Regions from separate parts of the Homo sapiens genome. Here region 1 is linked to region 2. Evidence: chromatin contacts called from ENCODE Hi-C or POLR2A ChIA-PET data. All regions are on one chromosome and are shown on one strand. The core of a region is the stretch at or near the end of the contact, and the rest is flanking DNA. Distances in the headings are between cores, read along the strand shown. Region 1 holds the start of GALK2 (galactokinase 2). Region 2 holds the start of DUT-AS1 (DUT antisense RNA 1).

Region 1 (4,973 bases), core at 2,442-4,941, 840 kb after region 2:
TAAAAATACAAAAATTAAGTGGCAGGCACCTGTAATCCCAGCTACTCGGGAGGCTGAGGCAGGAGAATCACTTGAACCCGGAAGGCGGAGGTTGCAGTGAGCCGAGATCGCGCCATTGCACTCCAGCCTGGGCAACAAGAGCGAGACTTGGTCTCAACAACAACAACAAAAAAGAAGGAATGTAACATCATTATAAAGAAGACATAAACAAGTATTACATATTATTTACTATAATGAGAAAATATCCAAAATAGGTCACTGAAGTAGATTCTCCCAATTGTGAACAATAGTTTTTATTGTAAGTCAAAATAGGAAATATTTTCCAGAGGTTGCACAAACAGATTAAACCACAGAAATAACATTATTTCAGATAAATGGTCAATCCCTCTGTGGTCTTAGACATTTAGTTTTGGGTAGAGAACATGGAAAACTTCCTGAAGGAAGTGATTTCTAAGCTGAGAAACATCAATAGGCACTAGCCAGGTCTGTAAGTCTCTAACACCCATGCTTTAACTCATATTTTGGATCAAGTTTTTGTATTCTTTCATTTTAGTGTTTGTTTTGTTTTTGTTTAGTTTGCTATAATATTTTATCTGAATGGAGACTAATATCCTTTGAGGAGAAACAATTTCAAGTTTATTAATTAGGTTTCTGTTTAAGACTCCATCATAATATACCATTTATTAGTTTATAATTCAGATTCTAAACCTATTGTAAGAGTGCCTACTTGCAAAAAGCAAAGAACCAGAGGTTCAGGATTTGTGAAAATAAAAATACTGTAAAATATAAATGTTTAAATATTTTCTTTTCTTTTTTTTTGAGATGGAGTTTCGCTCTTGGTTGCCCAGGCTGGAGTGCAGTGGCGTGATTTTGGCTTACTCAATCTCCATCTCCTGGGTTCAAGCGATTCTCCCGCCTCAGCCTCCCAAGCTGCTGGGATTACAGGCGCCCGCCACCACACCTGGCTATATTTTTGTAGTTTTAGTAGAGATGGGGTTTCACCATGTTGGCCAGGCCGTTCTCGAACTCCTGACCTCAGGTGATCTGCCCACCTTGGCCTCCCAAAGTGCTGGGATTATAGGCATGAGCCACTGTGCCCAGCCAAATGTTTAAATGTTTTCACTATTAGATATGTCTAATAAGAACTAAAGGAATATCTTCTTGAAATTGAAAAGGAAATAATATTTTTCTATCCCATAAGGATTGTTGGAAAGGTTTAAAGAGACAATAATATACGCAAAGTGCTTACTTAGCAAGATGCCTAGTATAAGGAAGGTAGTATAAGAAAGTAATGTTTTGTTTTTGGTGTCCATTTGGGGTTCTCTAGTAGTTTGGACAGGTTATTTTAAGAGTAATCCTTTATGAAAATTATAATGTACACATTTTATTTTGGGACAAGGATTCTAATCATTTCAATAATTTATTTTTAAGCACAGTTTACTGGGGTCTCAACAAAAGTCACATATTCAGAAGTAGTATGGCCTCTAGGCTAGGAGTCTAGAGACCTAGGTTTTAGTTCTAGCTCTGTTAATCCTGTTTTACTTTGTGCCAATCATTTCAAAAAAGGATGCTTTACTAATTGCTCTGTAAGGTGCTTTCTAGTCTGCATCGGTTTTGTTGAGACTGCAATAGCAATGTATCCAAGGTCCAAACTAATGATTTGCCATCTGGTTTCATTTAGCAAAGTTAATGTTCGGTCATCAAGTACATATTCAGTAGGAAGTATTCTTTTTCGAAACAGTTTCTACAGTCATTTTTTTTTAACCCTGTATAAAATGAGTTTATTTTGGACTGTTAAAAAAATTCAAAACTTTAAAATTTGTTATTTTTCAACTAATGCAAAAGAATATATTAGAAACATCTGAATAAAAAATGATTCTGGGCTGGGCACGGTGGCTCACACCTTTAATCCCAGAATTTTGGAAGGCCGAGGTGGGCTGATCACCTGAGGTCAGGAGCTCGAGACCAGCCTGCCCAGCATGGTGAAACCCCGTCTTTACTAAAAATACAAAAATTAGCTGGTGTGGTGGCGGCTGCCTGTATTCCCAGCTACTTGGGAGGCTGAGACGGGAGAATCGTTTGAACCTGGGAGGTGGAGGTTGTAGTGAACAGAGATCATGCCATTGCACTCCAGCCTGGGCAACAAAGAGCGAAACTCCATCTAAAAAAAAAAAAAAAGATTCTGTTCTTTTCTGTATTTACTGATGTCCCTAAACATTTTACATTTTTTTTTAAAATTTAGGTTATCTCCCTATTAAAACTATTTACAAGTGACAGTGATGACTCCTGTTACTCAAAATTAAACCAAAATGAACATCAAACTGGGATTTATTGGGGCCCAGAAACAAGAAGATATAATTCATTCATTTGAAAATGATAAAGAGGGACTGAAATAATAGTGAGAAAGCTGCCCTGAGACCAGAGTAACTTTGTTTCTTTGATGTATCATTTACAGTAATAACCCAACGGGGTGCCAAGGGGCTGCCACTCTTTGGCTATGCTTTATTGTCCATTCACACTTTGTCTCCATGTTTCCTTCCCCCTTCCTCCTGTATACATGTATACAGAAGGGGGAAGGAAACATGGAGACAAAGTATGCATATACATATAGAAATTCTGGAGCAGTAACTTACTGATGTATACAACTTATCGAATCTCTCTGAGTTATGCTACTACCCCTAGTGTGTTGGGCATGTTGGCTCAAACTTCCTTAATCAGGAAACTTTGGAATGGGTTTATTGCTAGCTGTCTTTGCTTGGGTTTAATCTCAATATTTCTGAGGTGCAAAGTGCACTAGATTGAGAGTTAATAGATCTGAATTTTAATTCCAGTTTTGTTCCCAATGATCACTGTGACCTCAGGCACATCATTTCACCTTTCGTCGTTCATTCAGTTTATCTTACCTATTCATTAAAAACCAATCTGCCTGCCCCCAGTTGCTTTCTAGTGGTAGTGATGATGGAGGTGGTGAGAGACACAATAAATACATAAGCAAATAGGAGAACTATGAAGGAAGGAAAAGTTAGTGATGTACTAGGGATAGTGTACTTTTGATAGGGCATCTAGGATTTCTCTAGATAAGTGAAAAATGAAGAGGTTTAACTGGATGCTAAGGGGTCTTGCACATTAAAAGGCATGTGTTTCCGTCTTTTCACTACTGTGTTCTAGGAAGGCCCACCAATGCCTCTAACCTGTAAATAAATGCAAATCTATTTAAATCAAGTGATACATCAATTTTATGTTGCTTGATTTGGAAGTAATCCGCAAAGAAGCAATAGCTAAACATTTTAGTGTTGTTTGGGGAGTAGCTGCTGAACAATAAAGACCAAAACCATAACTAAAAAACAAACAAACAAACAAAAAAACGCAGCCCGAGACAGATCAGAAACTAGGTGTATGTAGGGCGCCAGGTTATGACACTGTTCTCTGACATCCACAGGGCGCAAAAAGAAAACCTCACTAGTCAGCTTCGCACGTGCTCTGCGCAGGGGCTCCTGCGAGGCCCTAGTCCCTCCCTGGGAGCTAAGAGCAGGACGGAGGCTGTACCTGACTGCTGCTTGGAGGGAACCCTGGCTGAGTCCAGGGAGGAGGAGCCAGAGGAGGGGCCGATTGGAAGCAGCCACCTCAGCGAAGCTGCAGGATTTCCGCAGGGCGGGAGCTGTTTATCTCCCGGAAGAAAACGGCTCCTGTCACAGAAGTCTCGTGATTGCTCTGGGAGCTTTGCTTAGACACTTGAAACTACAGGAGAAAGAAGGATCTAGCGAAATATGGCTACAGAGAGCCCTGCTACGCGTCGGGTCCAGGTGGCAGAACATCCTAGGTGGGGGAGAGGAGACGCCGGGCTTTGGGATCTGCTGGGTTGGCTACGTGTAGATCGGGTCCACAGCACTTGGCTCCTCCCTTGGGGCGCTGCTTTTGGTCCCGGGGAGCAAGTGGAACCCTTGGGATTCTATAAGGACACGTGGCTGGGCTTGCAAAAAAGATCACGCCGCAAACACATTCTACCTTGACTACTACGAAGGGTTGTATGTTTTTTTCTTCATCCATGCAGATTCTTCTTTTCCTTTTCTTGTTGTAATTAGTGTACTCTTTCTACTGGGCTTCAGCAGAAATGCCCATATCCACACTGAACTCCTCTCTTTGTCTCGCATGCCAGTTGATACTGCTTTTTAAAAGTCTTCTTTCTAAATATTAATTGAAAACAAACACAAAAACCTTCTTGGTGTCTGCATCCTCTTTAAAACAAAACAAAACAAAAACACGAGAATCTCTGAACTGTCACTTAGGGAATTAATTTGCTGGCAGTCCCTAGCTACACAGTAACTAATAGTTTAGTGATGTCTCGGGGAGGATCTTTTCAGTTACAGGTACTTTGTAGAAATACTTCGTTCTGACTAATGGGGCTGAGGTCTCATAAAATGAAGTCTGTCACCTGCTACATTAGCGAAGGGCTTTCCTGACTCTCTGCTTTTGCTGTTTTTCTTTTCTTTTCTTTCTTCCTTCCTTTCTTTTTTCTTTTTCTTTTTCTTTTTTTTTTTTTTTTTGAGACGGAGTTTTGCTCTTGTTGCCCAGGCTGGAGTGCAGTGGCGCCATCTTGGCTCACCGCAACCTCCGCCTCCCAGGTTCAAGCGATTCTCCTGTCTCAGCCTCCTGAGTAGGTGGGATTACAGGCAGGCGTCACCACACCCGGCTAATTTTGTATTTTCATCAGAGATGGGGTTTCTCTATGTTGGTCAGGCTGGTCTCGAGCTCCTGAGCTCAAGTGATCCGCTCACCCTGGCCTCCCAAAGTGCTGGGATTACAGACGTGAGCCATCGCGCCCGGCCCTCTGCCTTTGCTGTTTTCAGTTTTTTTCTGTTAGTTTTTTTCTCTGGCATCAAGTCCTTAAGCTCTTCCTACTTGGTGGTTTATTACCACCGTGTGTCAGTTGATGATATTATACTTTACTACAACTTGAAAATGTTCTTTCATCC
Region 2 (4,761 bases), core at 888-3,387:
CAGGCGTGGTGGCGCATGCCTGTAATTCCAGCTACTTGGAAGGCTGAGGAGGAGAATTGCTTGAACCTGGGAGGAGGTTGGGGTGAGCCGAGATCGAGCCATTGCACTCCAGCAAGGCTCTGTCTCAAAAAAAAAAACAAAAACTATGAAGTAAATTATGGTTGAAACATGTTTAGTTCTTAACTGCAGTATCTTGCATTTAAGGTGTATGTTCATAACAAGTTATATTTCTATTGTCATAAAGAACGTTCTATTAAATGCTTACTGGCTCAGAATCCTATTACTTTTTGCCAGTTAGATTATGGCCGTTTCTCTTTTAGTCTAAAATAAACTCAGCTGAAAAGTAACAATAAACACTTTATGTATACAGATTAACAACAAAAAATAGAAGGTAACCTGCTTGGTGTTAGATATTGTAATAAGCCAAACAAGTAACTTTTGTGTAAACACTGAAGTAAGTGCTTTGAAGAATTCATAAAAGTTTATGACTCTAATTCATGTGAGAGATAAAATGCATATACATCAGAAGATTACACAATGAAAGTATATGGCTAACGACTAATGAATGATATAGTAAGTGTTAAAAGAGATAAGATGGGGCAGAGGTCACTACTGATTGTAAAAAGTTTCATGAATGAAGCGAGACTTTTATCTGGGTCTAGGAAAATGAAGTCGTTACAATCATTACATCTTAGTACAAGCAAGGAATCAAATAGTATGTCTCTCATGTGAACATTTTAAGTAAATAACTGGAGAAAGTACTTCAACAAAATAAGGGAGCAAAATAATGTTGGCTCAAAATGAGGTCGAAAAGTTGCAGGGCTCGGATCGTGTTGCTAAAGGCATAAATTTGGGAGTCCTCAAGCTGTAGCTAATAGTTAACGTCCAGAGAAGGTAGTGTATATTCCATAGCCTCATGCAAAGGAATTCCAACTACGAAGACGAACCAGTTAAGGAGACCGAAAAGGGGGGGCCTGTATGGAAAGGCATAGCAACGAATGTAAAATTTCCCCAATAATACTCTAAAACTGCCCCACAGCTTTTTTAATTTTGAAAATTCAAAACCATTCAATTCAGCTCGCAGATTTTTGTGAGAAATAAGGAGATACTTGCAGCTCAGAAAAAATTATTAACAACTATCTAGAAAGTTACTGCTTTATCCCCCACTGTAAACTATACTACCACGACCCGGGATCCTTGTTCGACTCCTAGCCAAGGGGTTCCCACTGCGTTTCTGTTGGGTTATCCCAAACCTGTGATAGGATAGTAGCGCCCTCCCTGCCTCCGGTCGAATAAACACTACAACGTCTGACACTCGGTGCTGAAAGGAAATCGGGCGCGGTGTCTTGCCCACAGCTTGGGGAGCGGCCCCGGGCGCAATAACTGTCACCGGCGCCGAGATGCGGTTCCGGCGCTTAGGGCGCCGCTAAACTCAGAGCCCGGGAGTCATGGCTGCGGGCGGTGCCGCCCCAGGTAAATCAGTCCAGGAGCAGGGCCCGGGCCTGGCGTACACTCTCGGAAAAATGGGGGCCAGAGCAAACAAGAAGAGCGAAAGCAAGAGGGCTAGGCAGCCAGAGGCGGCAGCAAGACTCAAGACGCCAACGGCGCCGTCTTCCTGGGGCCCCAGGGCCTGCGCCATCCCTGGGCTGCCGGGGCACCGCCTCTCCACGCCCCTCGTCCGGCGGCGGCTGCGACTGCTTCCGAGGTCATGTTCCCAGGACGGGCGCGTCTTCAGGGTGGAAGCCTGGCGCACGTCCGGAGGTGCCGAGGACCCAACCAGCCCAAACTCTGGGGGAAATGACTCCCCTCTGCCCTCGCCCCGCGCTCTGCTACCATTTCCTTACGTCTCTGCTTCGCTCAGCGATGCAAAACGCGCGAGGCGCACGGCAGAGGGCCGAAGCCGCGGTACTCTCCGGGCCAGGCCCGCCCCTCGGCCGCGCCGCGCAGCACGGGATTCCCCGGCCGCTGTCCAGCGCTGGCCGCCTGAGCCAAGGCTGCCGCGGAGCCAGTACAGTCGGGGCCGCTGGCTGGAAGGGCGAGCTTCCTAAGGCGGGGGGAAGCCCGGCGCCGGGGCCGGGTAGGAAAGGCGGGGGAGGGGCTCCGGCCGTCTGGAAGGAATCCACGCGGCTTGAGGCTGTGGGGGAAGTAGGGTGGCGAGCGGTCCTTCTGCGCGCGGGGGGCGGGGGGGGTGGGGTGGTCCATTAGGGTCCCCTGGCGAGGGGGCGGCTTTCTAGTGTGTGAGGGCGACGCCCTAGAAGCTCCCCTTCAAAGTTGGCCCCACGCGCTGAATGTGGAAAGTTGACTGGGACCCAGTAGTTTCCCATCCCAAACCTGCTTTCCGAGAAGGGCTTCAAACCCAAAATGTGAATCCCGCCTCCCCTCTCAGCCAGAACTGTGGACTCGTCCCGGGGAGGGGCGGTGGGTGGGGCGGGGCTGGCGGGAAATTTCGGTTTTGGCGCGCTCCCTGCGGCGACGCTCATCGTGCGCTCTCCTCTTCCCCCGGTGGTCTCCTCGCTCGCCTTCTGGCTCTGCCATGCCCTGCTCTGAAGAGACACCCGCCATTTCACCCAGTAAGCGGGCCCGGCCTGCGGAGGTGGGCGGCATGCAGCTCCGCTTTGCCCGGCTCTCCGAGCACGCCACGGCCCCCACCCGGGGCTCCGCGCGCGCCGCGGGCTACGACCTGTACAGGTGAGCGGGGACCTGCCGGCGAGGAGGCTGGGAAGGGCCGGCCGTCCGCTGCCACAGCTAGAAACAGTCACCGGAGAGATCACAGGAACACACTAGCTATAAATAGGATTTCTGCCTTTTTCGTGTTTAAAATTTTAGCTTTCATCTTTGGCATAAATTAAATAGAGATTTGGGCAAAGACTGCAGAATAAGTAAAATAGCTATACGGTGTCTAGCAAGGCGTTACTTTGCAACGTTTATTGTGCCCTTCCTAAATAGAAGATAGAGAGGAAGGCCCATGGTGGCTTTCGAGTGGCCCGAGGGTGATGCTGTGCTCAATAGAAAAACCAAGGTGAGAGCCTAGATGTGAGCGTGAAAATACCTAAGAAGGATGAACGAAGATGCATCTGCCTTAAAAAGTTATTTTCTATACATTCATCCGGCCCAGGGCGGAATTTGAGAAGGCATCTGAAAACGAAAGGCAGAGCTGCCTGTAATCTACCACACTTTCATCTCTACAGCACGTTTTACCTGTACTAAAAACTTTCCGTATGCTGTTGTATTTAGTCCTCACAACAATCCTTAACTAGATAAGTGTTACTTTTTACACAGGCAGGAGTTTGTGAAGAGCTGAATTGATTTCCCCAGAGGCTTGAAGATGATATAATTTTTTATCCCGAATTTTGGGCTTTTTTTTTTTCATCTGACTACTGTGCCCAGTTCTTAGAACCATTAAGGTAGGAGAAAAGTAATGCTGAGAGGGAAGGAGATTTTATACTAAATCCCAAGCATTGGGATTTATTTTAAAGTATCTCAGATAATTCAAACATGAGAACTATTAGTCTAAGCACAGGAGAAGAGAAAGTAGTGCCTGATGATAGCAACAGAAAAAAAAGGAAAAGGAAAGTAGGTATGGACAATTGTAGCTGGAAAAACTACAGTCTCTTAATTTTGATGAATAAAAGTAGAGTGATATAGTTTGACTAGACCTTTCCAAAGTATATTTTGGAGCACTTTCTTGAGTCCTAGGGGAGTCCTTGATTTAAGATACCTTAAGTAGACTCCTAATAAACACAGGTGACTTTCTGTATACTGAAATTGACATGGAAATAATGGATCAGCAATAAATTAGGGCTTAACTGTTTAAAGAGGGATTTCAGTGAAAGAAGGGGTAGTACTGCTTTACCAGAGTTAATTAAGGTCTCCAAAGTAAACTTCCGGTTCTGCTCATTGTAAAATCTCTTAAATTTCTACCCAGGAGAGGGCCACAGTAATATCAAGAGTAGCAGCATTTGCTATGTGGACTTTAGAGGAATTCTGTTCCTAAGCAAGGTCCATCTCCAGGGGCCGTTCACGGTGATCAGCTGTCTCCCTCAGCCAGGAAATTCATAGCCTAAGCTTGGTAAACTACCAAGCCCTGCCTGACAGATACAACACAGTTCTTTATCTCTTATTTTGTCCACCCGTTTTTCTCCTTTCCTTCTGCATATTTTCCCTAATCACACAGATCATTGTGAGAATAAAATGGGTTAATATATGTAAACCAATTAGAACTGTTCCTGGCACACAGTAAAGGCTTAATCAATGATAGCTAGTATTATTAGTAGTATTTGGCCTTTTTTCTTTGTTCTTTCTTCATTTTTTTCCTTTTCAAACTATGGTTGTAAAGCATCCACCTTTTGAAAGTTTGCCTTTCTGCCCTTTCACGCTGATAAGTACCTCAGTTTCCAATAAACTTTTGTTCAGGGGCAAACATTTACAATGTTGACATCTCTTCACACCACCAAAAATATTCATGGAGAATTATTTTATCTAAAGCTGTCTTTTTAATAATAAAATAGCCACCTCTACCTTCTTCATAAACTTTTAAGATGAATTGGTAATTCATCATAGCAAGGTTGATTTTAGAAACTAAAGTTGCATTAATTCATTAAATACACTGAAAGTAATTTTGTATGCTTGGTCACAAAGAAAATATAAAAACAATTTTATAAATAGATTTGCAGTTATTTTCTTTCAATATTTTCTTAGTGCCTATGATTACACAATACCACCTATGGAGAAAGCTGTTGTGAAAACGGACATTCAGATAGC

The links. Hi-C counts contacts between places; a loop is a spot of excess contacts on that map. ChIA-PET counts read pairs that join two places held with the same protein, here RNA polymerase II (POLR2A). Pooled maps may share reads with other maps.
Region 1: a map of CD8-positive, alpha-beta T cell shows a loop between it and region 2 (7-fold over the local background). The contact joins the promoter of GALK2 here to the promoter of DUT-AS1 in region 2. A Hi-C loop is called at or near these places in 2 of 168 maps with a recorded cell type or tissue (CD8-positive, alpha-beta T cell and naive thymus-derived CD4-positive, alpha-beta T cell) and 9 of 50 pooled maps. POLR2A ChIA-PET finds 5 or more read pairs at or near these places in 2 of 52 experiments (WTC11 and activated T-cell).

The regions. Positions count from the first base shown.
Region 1 is chr15:49,166,556-49,171,528 of GRCh38, forward strand. GALK2 (galactokinase 2) reads left to right here and starts at 3,692. Exons shown (of 10, transcript NM_002044.4): 1 at 3,692-3,820. The coding sequence starts at 3,768. MIR4716 (microRNA 4716) reads right to left here and starts at 2,598; the gene lies at 2,515-2,598. RefSeq lists enhancers at 3,104-4,008, 3,640-3,879.
Region 2 is chr15:48,329,719-48,334,479 of GRCh38, forward strand. DUT-AS1 (DUT antisense RNA 1) reads right to left here and starts at 2,138. Exons shown (of 3, transcript NR_186809.1): 1 at 1,845-2,138. DUT (deoxyuridine triphosphatase) reads left to right here and starts at 1,711. Exons shown (of 7, transcript NM_001025248.2): 1 at 1,711-2,077; 2 at 2,550-2,688; 3 at 4,699-4,761. The coding sequence starts at 1,798. RefSeq lists enhancers at 1,219-1,745, 1,746-2,270, 2,194-2,488 and silencers at 1,934-2,143, 2,194-2,488.